Regions from separate parts of the Homo sapiens genome. Here region 1 is linked to region 2. Evidence: read pairs that join two places in POLR2A ChIA-PET (ENCODE). Cell type or tissue: OCI-LY7. All regions are shown on one strand. Each heading gives the region's core, and the rest is flanking DNA. Links, peaks and the distances in the headings are about the cores only.

The links. Peaks named below come from ENCODE experiments on the same cell type or tissue, not always from the same donor. Only the 100,000 strongest peaks of a DNase experiment are listed, where the experiment ranks them.
Region 1: POLR2A ChIA-PET joins it to region 2 with 5 read pairs; 2 of 35 experiments call an interaction of 5 or more read pairs at or near these places.

What each region holds. Positions count from the first base shown.
Region 1 is chr10:88,400,707-88,408,806 of GRCh38, forward strand. The region is part of intron 4 of RNLS (renalase, FAD dependent amine oxidase); the gene reads right to left. Among named protein-coding and RNA genes, the nearest start is that of RNLS, 180 kb to the right of the region's middle. In OCI-LY7, for the core only: no CTCF peak of the experiment used is centred there; no DNase peak of the experiment used is centred there.
Region 2 is chr10:88,118,222-88,126,321 of GRCh38, forward strand. LOC105378416 (a long non-coding RNA gene) reads left to right here and starts at 2,092. Exons shown (of 3, transcript XR_946178.3): 1 at 2,092-2,209; 2 at 2,763-2,840; 3 at 3,739-7,423. In OCI-LY7, for the core only: no CTCF peak of the experiment used is centred there; DNase peaks (open chromatin) are centred at 2,580 and 4,560; H3K4me3 peaks cover 939 bases; H3K27ac peaks cover 1,912 bases.

The DNA of each region.
Region 1 (8,100 bases), core at 1,788-6,787, 280 kb after region 2:
TTAAGAGTTTATTATTGATGTGCCATTTTAAGTACCCAAGCATCAGGAACAGGCATTTATTAAATTCTACTTATTTAGGACTTTTGCTGCTTATGGGAGGGTCCTTGTTTCTCAATTTTGAGAGTTTTCAATGCCCCTATGTGACCTAGATTTGTTTAGAAGAATACCTTAACTTTTTACAAATACAGATATGTAACTCAAATTCCTTAATGTACTATTCAATATAATTTATTGAATATTATTTCCTAGATATTATAATTTTTAAATAATATTCAGTTCTTCTGTCCTTTAATGAACATTTTAATTTTCCTTCAGAAAACAATAATTCAAATTGTATTGGATGTTGAATTCCAGGAGTTCTCCCAATTTCCCCCCTACTCACCCCTTTTACCATAACCTTATGGTTGCCATTGATTTGTAAGGTAAATTTCACCTTTAGGAAAGACACACTTCAGAGAAATGCACTTCTGATTATTCTGAGAAAAATCAATTGAAAAATCAATGTGACAAAAAAGAAAAATCAACATGCTTTCCATAAACCAGAAGTTATAAATTCTTTCTAAATACAGTAAACATATTCTTAGTAAATTAACCATAATAAATATTGAGACAGGTCTTTATAACATATATGTTGAAATTCGGTCCTAGAAAACATTGGACTAGTTGAACAGAACTCAGTTACTCTTAGCATTCACAGCCTCAGAATGTCAAAATACTAAACACCAGAATAGAGTGTTCTAATTATTTATTGAAAATGAGTTTTTTAGTAAATTAAAAGTTAGTCAGAGACTTTCTTTTTCTGATGGTTCAAGATTTTGCATTGCCCAAGTGTTAGAATTATCATGAGCAATTCTCTTGCAGTTCTACTGTAGGTTAAAAGTTTTATGGCTAAGGACTTGGAAATACCACACAAAATGATGTCTTATATCATCTTTTTGTTGTTGATTTGCTTATTTTTAAAAGATAATGTGGGGCAAAATTCTGGGCAGATACAGTATAGATGTACTTACATTCTACAAAAATAGAACAACTAAGATAGCAAAATCAAAGGCCCGCAGACAACATCTAAAGCAAAATGAGGTGACAGAATGTATGTGCATAAATCATACATGGCTGCTGAATTGGGAGGGTGTTTTGCCTAATCCAACTATGGGTAGTGCACAGTGTCTGTGACTCATTAAGGTCTTATGGTGCTAGATCAATCTGGGCCAGACAAATTCTTAAAAGCATTTAACCAAAGCCCCCTAACAAGACAGGATCCTATTCCACACTATGGAGAAACTCCTGGGAAGAGAATCCAAATTGAATAGGACTGGAGCAATAAGATACAGAAAAGAGAGGGTCTAGTTAAAAATGGGGTAGGAGCAGGGAAAGCACATTTCAAAGAATGAGGATTTTTTTATCATGCCTTTCAAAAGAGGGAGCTCTAGAGTTCTGAATCAAAAAAATTTATTCTTGCCCGCACCTCCCTTCTCACAGTACAGAAACACTTACTCACTGAAACCAACTGAGCAGCAGAATAAAACTGTCCATACAAAGGCATTATAAGACAAAATAGAAAGGGCAGAATAACTTCTCTACAGATGATGAAAGTATGCCAGAGAGACACATATGGGAGTTCCAGAAGAAGAAAATCAGAGCAATGAAACAGAACAAATACTAAACTTGTTTTTTAAAAGAAATATGATCGATATTACACATTGAAAGAGTGTATCATGTCTCTGGAAAAAAAAACCAATAACAGCCATTGCTGAGACATACTCTAACAAAACTAGGAGACTTTAATAGTTTTACAGCTAAAAGTTTCTTTTTTATAATACTAATAAATCGTTGGGGTTTCCAGGCAAAAAGACCAAGTCATTTATAATGAAAAGAAACTCAGATTATTATCAAACTTTTTGACAGCAACATTTTATGCAGAAGACAATGTAGTGTAAGCCAGAGACTTTATATCTAGCCCAAATGATATTTAAGTAAAAAGATGACATTCTATTTTATAGAATGTTCTAGAAAATTCTATCTTATAGAATGTTCCTGAGTTCCTGCACCGTTACTGAGTAATCTCTAAAAGTACAAGCTATAGACAAGCAGTTACGAATGAGATATTGACAAAAGTACTGACAAGTGGGCAATTAGTTAACAAGTGGAATGTTCTTTAGAAACATTCTAGCGAATAAAGTAAAATATATTTTTTGCAATTCCTAATGAATTAACAGACCTCAGCAATAGTTAATAACAGCTTATCTCCTGATAGAATAATACAATACTATAAAGTAGTCTCTCACGGCCCCCAGTGAATCTGATCAAGCCTCTGGACATAACCATCAATTTATAGGAAATACAAGACTCAGATGAATGTTAAGTGACATCATGGGGACGTTTTCAGCCAAATGCAGACCACAGAAACCATACAGGGCAAAAATAATCCCTGGTTTCTTCAACAAAAGATTACAAGGGGAAAAATGAGAAAAAAAACCTGTAGAATAAAAGAGATTTAAGAGACATATCAGTTAATTACTTATATTGCAATTGCATTTCTATTACAAAACCTTATTTTGATCTTGATCAAACATACAAACTTATATATACATGTGCACATATGAAGATCAAAGAAATATGAACATTGGCTGGCTATTTGATGATATTAATTTTGTGATGGTGTACATGGTAAATAGAAATTATTGTTAATATTTGTGCCTGTGATAACTTTTGTTATGGTTTAAAACAAGTACCTTTATCTTGGAGAAATATACACTGAAATATTTACAGATGAAATAATATGATGCCTGAAATTTCCATCAAATAATTTTGGGTCACATTGGGATTATAGATAAAACAAGGTTGACTATATGTTGACAATTGCTGAATCTAGATTCAATATTCTGTAATTTCTATATTTGCACACACTTGAAGATTTATATAATAAGCTTTAAAATAAAAGACAATTTAGTGGGAAGGACCCATTTTAATTAATTAAAGGATTCTTGTAGCTTTTTTTTTTCCTGGCTAACTAAAATACATAAATTTGTCTAGTTTAATACAGGATGGGCTGTGCCTGGGGGCTTCACCTGTAATCCAGGTGCTTTGCAAGGCCGATGCAGGAGGATCACTTGAGCTCAGGAGTTTGAGACCATCCTGGGCAATATAGGGAGACCCTGTCTCTACAAAATAAAACATAAAAAAAAAATTAGTTGTGTGTGGTGGTGCATGGCTATAAGACCCAGTTATTTGGAAGGCTGAGGCAGTAAAATCACTTACGCCAAGGAGTTCAAGGTTACAGTGAGCTATGATCACACCAATGAACTCCAGCCTCGGCAACAGAGCAAGGCCTTGCCTACAGAAAACAAAAAAGGACAAAAAAAATGGAAGTCTAGTTCTATAATCCATACTATTTACTGATAAGATTGTGGAATTTACAACAAAAGCAGTTTTCTGTTAAATTCCTTTAAACTTCTAATTTTCATATCATTCTCATCGGCAATCCTAGCTTGTTAACTTTGTTATTATACATGAGGTATGGTTGAAAGGCTTCAGTGTATTGTAGAAAGTGCATGCAACTGAGAATCAATTGATCTTGGTTTCAATCCTGCCTCTGTTCCCAAGAATCTTTGTGACCTGGGACAAATTGTTTAATCATTCTAAGCCTGTTTCATCATCTGGATAATGAAAGAGTTCTGTAAACTTCTCTACAATTCAGATATTACCACCTCTAAGGTGTTTTTCTTTCCCCCAGACATTTTATTCTGCTGAAAAAGTACTATGGGATTTTCCTAACGTCAAATAGGTAGAAGTTTAAAATGAGGTCTAAACCCCTAAGTCATAGGCCAAGTGACAATAGAATAGTAATGTATCCAGGAGACATAATTTTAAGTTAGAAGATGAGGAAAACATGGCTTAAGTTTGACGGGAAAGCTCTAAATATAAGAATGGATCCTAAACTTATGAGGAAGTAGCAAAATAATGCTACTGTGGAAAAATGAAGCTTGGTAACACAAGATGAATAAAGAACTGCAGCAAAGAGAAACCAGGAGGTTACCCAGACACTTGACTCAGCACTTCCCAAATTCTACCTCGTTTATTCTTAGGTATTAAGTGAAATACAGTGTACTTGGGAATGGCAGGCATGAACCTGTCAAAAAGGTCACAAAATAGGCAAAGCTAAGGCAACTAAGATCACTTGGCCCAGGGAATGCTGAAGTGGAGGGAAACTACAAAAACAATTCTTCAAATTGGCAAATAAATATTCTCCAGATGAAGATAAGCAGCTGTTTTAGTCAGCTGGGTAGTATCTGGGCTTATATTACAGAAGAGAGAATTATAGTTAGGCTTAGGAAAAACTTCCTGGTACCTGGCAGTTGGAAATGTTCCTTCTCTGGGGATCTTTAAGCACAGGGCCGAATACTGCCTTGAGATGATTTTAGTGTAGCCTTCTTGAAGTTGTGAGGATAACCAAATGTTGCATATCTAGTGATTTACATTCAAATCTCATAGATGTGGGTAAAACTAATTGGTTTGGTGCAGATACAATTCTGGCAGATACAATTCGGGCAGATGTAGATCAGACCTCATTTCCTTCTCTGATTATTTCAATTTCCTACTCCCCTGAACTATCATAATTATCAACATCGTTTCTTAGGTCTATCAGCAATTGTTTTATAAATTTGGGAGCTCCAGTGTTAGGTGCATATATGTTTAGGACTGTGATATTTTCCTGTTGGACAAGGCCTTTTACCATTATATAATGTCCATCTTTGTCTCTTTTAACTGCTGTTGCTTTAAAGTTTATTTTGTCTGATATAAGAATAGCTACCCCTGCTTGCTTTTGGTGTCCTTTCGCATGAAATGTCTTTTTCCAACCCTTTACTTAAATTTTTTTGAGTCCTTATGTGTTAGGTGAGTCTCCTGAAGGGTGCAGATGGTTGTTTGGTGAGTTCTTATCCATTCTGCAGTTCTGTATCTTTTAAGTGGAGCATTTAGGCCATTTACATTCAATGTTAGTATTGAAATGTGAGGTACCATTGCATTCATCATGCTCTTTATTGGCTGTGTGCTTTGGGTTTATTTTTATTTTTTGTTCTTGCTTTTTAACTTGTATTTTTGATTTATAGGTCCTGAGTGATTTATACTTTAAAGAGGTTCTGTTTTGATGTATTTCCAGGATTTGTTTTAAGATTTAGAGCTCCTTTTAGCAGTTCTTGTAGTGGTGGCTTGTTAATGGCAAATTATCTCAGCATTTGCTTGTCTGAAAAATACCTCATCTTTCCTTCATATATGATGCTTAGTTTCGCTGGATACAAAATTCTTGGCTGATAATTGTTTTGTTTGAGGAGGCTGAAGATAGGGCCCCAATCCCTTCTAGCTTGTAGGGTTTTTGCTGAGAAATCTGCTGTTAATCTGATAGGTTTTCCTGTAAAGGTTACTTGGTGCTTCTGTCTCATAGCTCTTAAAATTCTTTCCTTTGTCTTAACTTTGGATAACCTAATGACAATGTGCCTAGGCAAAGATATTTTTGCGATTAATTTCCTGGATGTTCTTTGTGCTTCTTGTATTTGGATGTCTAGGTGTCTAGCAAGGCTGGGGAAGTTTTCCTCGATTACCCCCCAAATATGTTTTCTAAGCTTTTAGAATTCTCTTCTTCCTCAGGAACATTGATTATTCTTAGATTTGGTTGTTTAACATAAACCCAGACTTCTCAGAGGCTTTGTTCATATTTTCTTATTCTTTTTTCTTTGTCTTTCTTGGATTGGGATAATTCGAAGACCTTGTCTTTGAGTTCTGAATTTCTTTCTTCTACTTGTTCAATGCTATTGCTGAGACTTTCCAGAGCATTTCACATTTCCAAAAATGTGACCAAAGTTTCCTGATGTGGTGATCAGGGAACACTTCTACACTGCTGGAGGGAATGTAAACTAGTACAGCTGCTATGGAAAACAGTGTGGAGACTCCTTAAAGAACTAAAAGTAGAACTATCATTTGATCCAGCAATCCCACTACTGGGTATCTACCCAGAGGAAAAGAAGTCATTATTCAAAGAAGACACTTGCACACGCATGTTTATAGCAGCACAATTCACAATTGCAAAATCATGAAACCAACCCAAATCCCCATCAATCAACAAGTGGATAAAGAAACTGTGGTATATGATGAAATACTACACAGCCATAAAAAGGAATGAATTAACAGCATCTGCAGTGACCTGGATGAGATTGGAGACTATTATTCTAAGTGAAGTAACTCAGGAATGTAAAACCAAACATCGCGTGTTCTCACTGATATGTGGGAGCTAAGCTATAAGGACGCAAAGGCATAAGAATGATACAATGGACTTTGGGGACTTGGGGGGAAGAATGGGAGGAGGGTGAGGGATAAAAGACTACAAATATGGTGCAGTGTACACTGCTCAGATGATAGGTGCATCAAAATCTCACAAATCACCACTAAAGAACTTACTCATGTAACCAAATACCTCCTGAATCCCAATAACTTATGGAAAAAAATAGTCAACATCAAAAACTTCTCAAACTCCGTGTGCATGTGGAATACGCCAGCCCACTACCAATGAAAAGAACATAATATCTATCCTTTTGAGTATCTAGTCCCTATCCTCATGAAAAAAATGCAACATTTATTGTTTTTGTTGCTAGTTTGGTTAGGTTTGTGATTCATTTTTCTATGGCTATGCTCTCTTAGATTCCTTTATGATGAGAGGGTGAGAAAAAGGTGGTTATATATGGATTGATGTGAGAGGAGAAATTTAATAAATTAAATTAATAAAAAAATTAACAATAGTACAAAGAAAGAGAAGGGAGTGAGAATTAAGGTAACTAATTATCATGAGAAAAAAAGGCAGAGAAAATAGCAGAAATGAAGAAAGGACAACTCTAACTCCTTCGGTAGGTCAAGAAATACTTACTAGTACCAGAAGTAAAAGGGTAAATAAAACAGTCACAGTTCTACCCCTTGTGGTACCTACTGCTGCCCTACTACAGTTGCTGGCCTAACCTAGGGAATCACAATTGTCAGAGCTAAAAACAATAGCTGGTCCCTGCTTTGAAAGTTATTATTAGGGCACTCTGATTTCATTATTAGTATTTGCTCTGTAGCACATGGAAATCTCTTTGTGTGCAAAACATAAATGACACAGGTGACCTGACTTGCAAATTGGGTTAATATATAGCATAAAATGCTTCCATCTAAGGAAATAATTATGAATATAAACTTTGACTCTGCTGTCCTCTCTACTTTTGTGCTGGATTTTTAATGTACTTGTCTTTACCCCCACCTCCCACCCTCATTCCCAGTAGTGTGCTGATGAAAGATGAAAGAAAAAGCAAGTTCTTAAAGAGATAGGGCACATATTATATACATGCAATTATTAAATGTGTTTAAACTGCATATAGTTCTGCACCTCAACTAAGGATGTCTGGAAATTGTCCAAAATATAGTTTAAAAACATAATCATGGCGGCTTTATGTAGAGAAGAATTGTTCAATTGAATGTGAAAGCTTTTATTTCTCCATTTCCTTTTTATTTTCTTCCTTTTTTTGTTTCCTCTATAAGCATTATGCAATGAGATGAAACTTCTCCCTTTCCACATTTTAGACACTGAATAATACTGTTGCTATGGTCTGAATGTTGGTGTTCCTCCAAAATTCATATGTTAGAACCTAATACCAAATATGATAGTAGTAAGAGGTGATGCGTTTTGAGAAGAGCCCTAATGAATAAGTTTAGTGCCCTAATGAAAAGAAGTCAAAAGGAGCTGCCTTGCCCTCACTGCCACATGAGGACACCCCAAGAGAGAACCATCCTGCCTCAGCCTCCTGAAGTACTGAGGTTACAGGTGTAAGCCACTGCACCCGGCCAATAAATTTTTTTTCATAAACTACTCAGTCTAAGGTATCTTGTTACAGAAACCCAAATGAACTATTATCAATTTGGTGTTTTATATAATGCAATTTATTTATTTGGAATTTTTTTTGGCATACTATTTTTTTATAAACTTCTTTGTTTCAAGCATAATTTTTAGTAAATTATATTTCTCTATGAAAAGTTTGATTTGTTTTCATTGGGATTATGTTTTCTTAAATAATATGTTGA
Region 2 (8,100 bases), core at 1,858-6,857:
GAGCAGAGAGGGTACTTGGTAGAATTGTAGGTAGGACCAGGAGGCTGAAATGTTTTCAGATGCAGAATTTGGACTTGCTCTGTGGCCAAAGGGAAACACAGGAGAGGCAAGGGTAGGTGCTTTGGAAAGTACACGGGCCTGTGGGTGAGGATGATGTGGGTGCTATACTGGGCTCTGCCCTGATGCAGCTTTGGAGGCGCTATTGAATTCTCTTTGCCTTAGCTTTTTAACATGTCAGATACAAGGCTGGACTGTGAATTCTCTTTCATGTCTACCCTCTTAAGGAATAAATCTGAGGATGATGTGCAGGGTGGACACTTGGAGGCAGAGAAACAATTTGGTTGTGGGAATTCAGGCGCTGAAGACCTGGACCAGGGTGCTAGTAAAGGGAAAAGCAAAGGAGGGAAGGATTTGAGAAATTTGGAAGTGATTATAAGGATACCTTTAGATGTTACTTAACAGAGTAGCACAGTTTGCTTAAAGGGAAGAGAGATGTTTTAGAGGGTGGTATTTGGGGTGTGAGGTAACTGTGGGATGTCTCTGAAGCAGCTAGAAATGTAGGACTAGTGGTCGGCTGGGCAGGGCAGGCTATTTAAAAGTAGATCCTTGAAATCAGATGACATAGTTTTGAATCCTGACTCTAATGGCCCTGGGCACATGACTAGAGTAGGGTGAGCAACTCTTCCAGTGTGCATTAGGGCATTCCCAGCTTTAGCACTGAAAGTCCCATGTCTTGGGAAATTCCCCGGTCCCAGTCAAACTGGGACAGCTTGCCTGGGACCGTCCTCGTTTGAAAACCACAAGGCCTGCATGCCAGGAACTACTTTTGTGGTAGGCAAACTGGGAAAACTGGTGAAGATACTTGATCAATTTTAGCTTCAGGCTCCTCATCTGAAAAGTAAGGATAATAATATGCCTTCCTCAGAGGTTGTATGAATTAAATGAGATGATATATGTGAAGTACTCAGCATAAAGATTAGCACAAAGAAGCATAAGAGAAACATTTGTGAAAGGATGAGTTAGATGAATCCTGCAGATGAACCAGTTAGGTGCAGAGGAGATGGGTAAAGTAATCCAGTGTCAACACGGGACACCAGCAGAGTCAGCGGCTTTGTGTACAGAACTTGTAGCTGGGATTGACCTGTATTTGTGAAAGAAGGCTTGCCAAGAAAATTAGTAATGTAAACAAGGAAAATGTTAGCCCATTGAAGAGGGCAACATTTTAATAATACTTATGCTAATTATAAGTGAATAGGTACATTCCATCAAGGATTTCCAAGATTCTTTAAAGACATACATCCCTGCTTTCTGGCTCAATTGACACTGTGGCTATATGTGCTTAAATGAAATAAACCACATTTTGTTTCCATATTCATACATTCATTGGTTGAGGCACTCATTCAACAAATACTTATTGAGCATTTTTTATGTGTTAGGCACAATGCTAGGCTCTATGGAAACCACAAGAAATATAAAAAGTAGTCTGCAATCTTAGAAAATTTACTATAAAGTGGTTTTATTATACTTATTTTACTTATTTAAACATGAATCACCATTTCCCCTGCCTAATTCTTTCCCCACCAATATTGGGGACTTTTGACAGATACATATACGAATATGATTTTAATTACCTTCAAAGTTCTAGAAGCCAGAAACAGAGAAATCAGAAAGTCCCCACCAGGGCATCTTGAAGCGGTAGGACAAGAACAGGAAAGGTAGACTAGGACAGCAAAAGGACAGAGGAGGAGGGGAACTGAGAGAGAAGGGGACAGGAGCGAGGAAGGAGGGGGAAGCAGGAAGGAGGGGGGAAGCGGGAAGGAGGGGGGAAGCGGGAAGGAGGGGGAAGCAGGAAGGATGGGGGAAGCAGGAAGGAGGGGGGAAGCAGGAACGAGGGGGAAGCAGGAACGAGGGGGGAAGCAGGAGCGAGGAGGGAAGCAGGAACGAGGGGGAAGCAGGAACGAGGGGGAGCAGAAGGAGGGGGAACAAGAAGGAAAGGGAAGCAGGAAGGCGGGGGAGCAGGAAGGAGGGGAAAACAGGAAGGAGGGGGAACAAGAAGGAGAGGGGAACAGGAAGGAGGGGGAGCAGGAAGGAGGGTGAACAGGAAAGAAGGGTTTGAATGAAAGAGTCTGAGGCAGGAGAAAGTGGAGACAGCAGCAAGAGGACTGAGGAAAGAAAGGAGAAAGGAAGGAACCTGTGCATCGCGAGGCAGGTGGGGAGGGAAAGAGAACTTGAGGAGAGACAGCAATTGAGGCTGGAAGAGGCTCAGGGCTGCTGAGCCTTAGTCACCACCCAATGAATAGAAATGTTCAAATTACACACGAGGGTTGTTTTTTTTTTTCCCACAGCTAAGAGGAAACTGAGGTAAAGACCAGAGCAGAGGAGGTCTGTAATCCCACTTCAGCTCTGCCTCTCTCTCCATTTTGCCTGAGGTTAATCTGCTCCAGGCATGTGTCTGTCACCTCTTTCTGATACCACAGGAGCCAAAGATCCTGCCCTTTCTGTGTCCAGCTAAGGCTGGGTCTGCGTTGGCAGGGGCCACCTCCTCCAGGAGTCAGCAGCTCCCCTGAGCTGTGCAGGCTGCTACTTCCCCAAAGTGCTTCCCTCTCAGAACTGGCTCTGGTGCAACTTTGACAGCACCCTTCCTCCTCCTTCACCTGAAGAGGTGAAGCAGAGTCAGGGAGAACATTTGTTTTCTCCTCCTTTCTTTCATTTTTCTTCAACACTCATTCTCCCTTTCCATTTTCCTGTTTTATATATCCTAGAGGATTTCATAAAGTAAGAGATTCAAGATAAAATGCTCAACACCCTCCAAGCCTCAGAGTCCAAGAGAGGAGTTGTATGTAAGTAATCAGCTCACTTACCCTTGGAGAAGGACCAGGCTGGAAGGGCCTTCCGAGGGCATAATAGTTAGCCAAGAGCTGGGACCAGAAGGTTGAAAAATTCCATGATCCGAGCCAAGTGGTCAGATCCTCCATCAGCAAAACTCGAACGCATCTGGCTAGCCAAGCATGGCTGCCATTGTGCATCTCAGAGGCCCAGACTGGTTTATCTCTTGAGCTATGATTTCAAGGGACAAAACTATTATAGACTCTAGGCCTGAAAGGAAGCTGTGCTGCTGAATATCAATTTCTGGGCTTTAAATATATATATATAACCTATTTGAAGGATGCTAAGCTATTAAGTGCAATCAGCGAGGCAGCTCCTTTGTGAACACGCCTCTGCTGTACATCTCAGACCCTTTTGAGTCGGGGCTTCTACATTTCTGACTTGTTTTGATGCTTTGTATCATTAGACTCTTAGGATGCTTTTAGTTATTACTCGACTGCCTGGACAGTCCATATTTGGAAGAAAGTCATATAAATGGCAACTGTCCAGCATTTTCAGAGGCTCGGGGATAGCTTGGAGATGATTACATTAAATTATGCTTGCGTATCACATTATAGTTTGCAAGCACTTTCCCCATTCAGTAGCTCCCTGAATCTTGAAACAACTCTGCCAGATGGGTAGGATTATCCCCAATTTGTTGATGAGGAAATGAAGGTCTAGAGAGGTGAACCGACTAGCCAAAGTCTTACAGCCAGTGGTAGATACAGATTTCCTAACTTAAATTGTATGTTTTTCCACCAAAGCTATTGTCTGTAAATGACATACAAATGAAGACAATTATAAATATGGATTGAACTTTTACTCTTTGCCAGGCATCATGCTAAGTGCTTTAACACGCATTTTCTCATTTAGTTTTCCCAGCGGGCACCTGAAGAAATGGATATTATTATCCCCATACTACAGATGAGAAAAGTGAGACTTACTGAGATGAAGCAGCCTGCACACTGTCACATGAAGGAGTTGTAGAGACCTGTATTAGTCCATTTTCATACTGCTATAATGAACTGCCTGAGATGGGGGTAATTTATAAAGGAAAGAGGTTTAATTGACTCACAGTTCAGCATGGCTGGGGAGGCCTCAGGAAACTTACAATCATAGTGGAAGGTGAAGGAGAAGCAAGGCACCTTCTGGCAGGAAGGAAATGTGCCGAGTGAAGGGGGAAAGAGCTCCTTGTAAGGCCATCAGATCTCGTGAGAACTCTATCACGAGAACAGCATGGGGGAAACCGCCCCGATGATTCAATTACCTCCACCTGGCCTCTTCTTTGACACGTGGGGATTATGGGGATTATGAAGATTACAATTCAAGGTGAGATTTGATTTATCAAGACCTAAACCTAGCTAGTCTGATACCAGAACTGGTGTTCTTAACCCCTGATACCAAGCAGGAGAGAGAGAGAGAGCATTCAATCTGACTTGGGGCCCTGCGTTTAATTGTCTATCCATTTTCTTTGTCTCCTGTTTGAAAGTTTCCATTCCCTGGGATATCAGAAGTCCTGTTATCCAAGTCCTCTGCAGACAAAAATTAAATTGGTTGTCAGGTTTCCGGGGTTGGGGCACCAGCAGAACACAGGTTTTGGGGGAGAGAGGACAGCATAAGGCAGGGATGGAGATGGAGGAGGGGTTTCCCATTCAAGTATGGCCACAGTGACAGGGGCTGAAGGGCGTGACGGTGTCATGCACGTGCAGGGGACACAGTGCCATCCCTTCTTCCTAGCCATATGTGCTGCTCTGTCTTTTTTATAGTGCCACATATGGCACTTCCTTAATGAAATTTCTTATAATAATTTATCTGACCTGTATCATTCTGTTAGCTTTAACAAAAGAAATTCTGACAGGTTTTGATATTAAATCTAAAAATATGTTTTCAACTCACTGAGGAGCCATAAAGCAGGCTGAAATCATACTAATGATAATGGACAATCTGCTTTCTACCATCAAGTTCTGATTATTTACATGTAGCAAACCATCCAGAGATAATGTGAGCCTTGAGTCTCCTTTCAATTTTTACTAATCTTCCCGAATTTACCAAATGGGGGTAGTGGAGGCCTGAAAGAAGGCTCCCCAGGTCACCTTGGCATGCCCTTCTTGATGCCTCAGTGTGTCACATGAAGCCATCCCAGTGCAGCTGCTCATGAATCTCTGGGCTGACCCTCCTGCAGTGGGGCTGCAGGGCTGTTTCAGTTAAAAAGCTCATGGTTCAGGAAAGGGATTTGCAATCTGATTTTCACAGATGTTTCTTTTCAGGCATCTTCCCTGAAACAATCCTTGTGGCGTTCAGATGGGCAGAGTGAACAGCACTGCCCTTGAACATGGGCAGCTCCGGTAGAGCTGTGCTCTGGCCCCCTTCGTGCTATACCTCTTCCTGCAGGGCATTCAGTCTGCAGGACTGAGGGACAACATCCACTCAGAGCCCATGCCCCTCTAGACTTCAGGTGCCTGGGACCCCATATTCCTGCCCAAACAGCCCTGAACCCAACTTCACTCCCAGGTCTCTTCCTGGGTCTGACTTCCTGAGAGTCCATCCTGCTGACAGCCTGCACACTCCCTAGTTCTGAAGGGGTTTGGGAGGTTGCTGTCACAACAGCCTGTGGATGAAGTTTGGACATGTGGCCAGAGGGGTCTATCTGCATGTTAACAAGGTGCTTGCAGTGTGGGACAGAGCCAGGGGTGGCGGGAAGTGGGATGCAGCCTCAGGCTCCAGGATCCCCTCTCTCATGGGTCACGCTCACTGAGGAACTCTGAGGGGTTCTGAATTTCAACTTGGCCTTTCAGGTCATTATGAAGGTTCACTTGCCAAGGCAGGAGGATGAAACATATATTCCTCAGCAGTTTGTCAACTTGACTTACATCTGTTACACATTTAGACGTATGTCACGTGGGCCTCCATTTGTACTCTTGCTCCAGCCCATGACAATATGAGGATGGGCCTGATAGGGTGGGGACCGAGCTTGTGGACCAAACAGATGGAGTATGGGGCAGGTGGACACAAGGCTTCTTCTTGTCCCACTCTCAAGGTGATGGGTTCATGCATTTCATTGAAGAATAGGGGAAGAGGAGAACTTGGGTTCTCTCCTTGGATTTGTTATCAAGTGACTAAATATCTTGGGTAGTTCTTTTCATGGTCTCAGTTTCCTGGTCGGTTAAAGAGAGAAGAGGTAGATTAGCATTTCCCAGGGCATGTTCCTAGACAACTTGCTCTGCCAGACGACCTATGAAACAAGGATTCCATGATCAATTAAATTTAGGAAACAAATTCTTTCTTCTTTGAGAATCATAATGCAAATTTGCATAATAAAGCCTCCCATAAGTCCTGTAGCTAAAAAAAATGATTAATTTTAATTACCATAGTTTCATACACCAAAGATTTATTGAGTTCTTACTGTTTGCTAGGGACTATGCTATGTGTTTTACATGTAAATTTTATTTAACTATCACACCAGACCTATCATATAGATATTGTTAGTATTCCATTTTACAGATGTTGAAACCAGGGCTTGGAGAAGCTAGGAAACTTGCCCAGAGTCAGGAATGAAGCTTGCTATCTCTTTTGTCCAGTATAGGTCATTAAGCCATCTTATTTGTACTTTTTACCTTTGGTGGTTATCACTACAAGCTCAGAATGATCTCCTATGTACATCCTATTTATTAGAAACTATTCCTCATTATAAACATTTTTCTAAACTGAAAAAAAGATTTTGAATAATATTAAATATACAAATGACCAAAAAGCATATAAAAATATTCAATGTCATTAGTCATCAGGGAAATGCAAACTAAAACCACAGTACCATTCCATACCCACTAGGATGGCTATAATCAAAGAGCCAGAAGGGTAAGCATTGGTGAGGATGTGGAGAAACTGGAGTCATACACTGAAGGTGGGAATGTGAAATGGTGCAGTCACTTTGGAAAACATCCTTGCAGTTCCTCAAAAAGTTAAACGGAGTTACTATATGAACCAGAAATTTCATCCTAGCTATATACACAAGAGAAATGAAAATACTGTGCCCATATAAAAACTTATATATGAATGTTTATAGCAGCATTATTCATAATAGTCCAAAGGTAAAAAAACCCAAATGTCCATCAACTGATGAATAGATAAAACAAAAGATGATATGTCCATACGATGGAATATTATTCAGCCATAAAAAGGAATGAAGTAGTGATACATGCTACAACATGGGTGAGCCTTGAAAATATTATGCTAAGTGGAGGAAGCCAGATACAAAAGAACATATATCAGATTATTCCATTTAAATGAAAGATCCAGAATAGGTAAATCAATAGAGGCTGAAGATTAGTGGTTGTTTAGGGCTGAGGAGGACGGGTAGATTGGGTGGGGAGTGATAGCTAATGAATGTGGCAGTAGGGGGACTCTTTTTGTGGTAATAAAACTGTTCTAAAATTGATTGGGGTGATGATTTTATTATTCTGTGAATATACTAAAAACCATTGTTTTTTACAATTTTAATGGGTGAACTGTATGGTATGTGAATTATATCTCAATAAAGCTACACCCTTACCTCCCAAAACTCTCCGCAATATTAAAAACTATTTGAAAATGAGGTCAGCTCAATTACCCCAATATTCACAGGTTCTTATGTTTTATCTTCTCTTCTTGTCTGCATTTGCCGCGTTGAACACAGGTCCGCATGCATTCAGCTATTCACTCAAAGTGGGAAGCAGAGAGGCTAGTAGCAATGATATTTGCTCATTGGTTCCTTCACTGATTCACTCACTGATCATTCTTTTATTTTTTCATCCATCCAATGCACATCTGTTGAGCCCCTCCATATGCCAGGCACTGTGCCAGGTTCTAGGACACAGCTGTGAGAAAGATAGACAAGATCTCAGATGAAAAGGAGCTCACAGTCCACTTGGGGCAACTGAAAAGTGCACAGTCAATTGCAATGCAGTGTGATAGTGCTGACATAGAAAGCCTTGCTGTGGGGAAGGTCACGGATGCCTTCTCAAAGAAGTGATGCCTCAGATGATCACTGAGGGTGACATGTTTAGGCAATTTCTAAGGTCTCTAAACACTCAGAGCCAGGGCAGTTAGGGAGTGGGGTGAGTTAAGGTTGGAGGGGTATGTAGAGACCAGACAAAGGTGGGCCTAATGGCCATATTAAGGAGATTGTGTGGTGAGCCATTGAAGGCTTTGAAGCAGGGAATGACATATTTTAAAATTACTATAATTAAAACGTACATA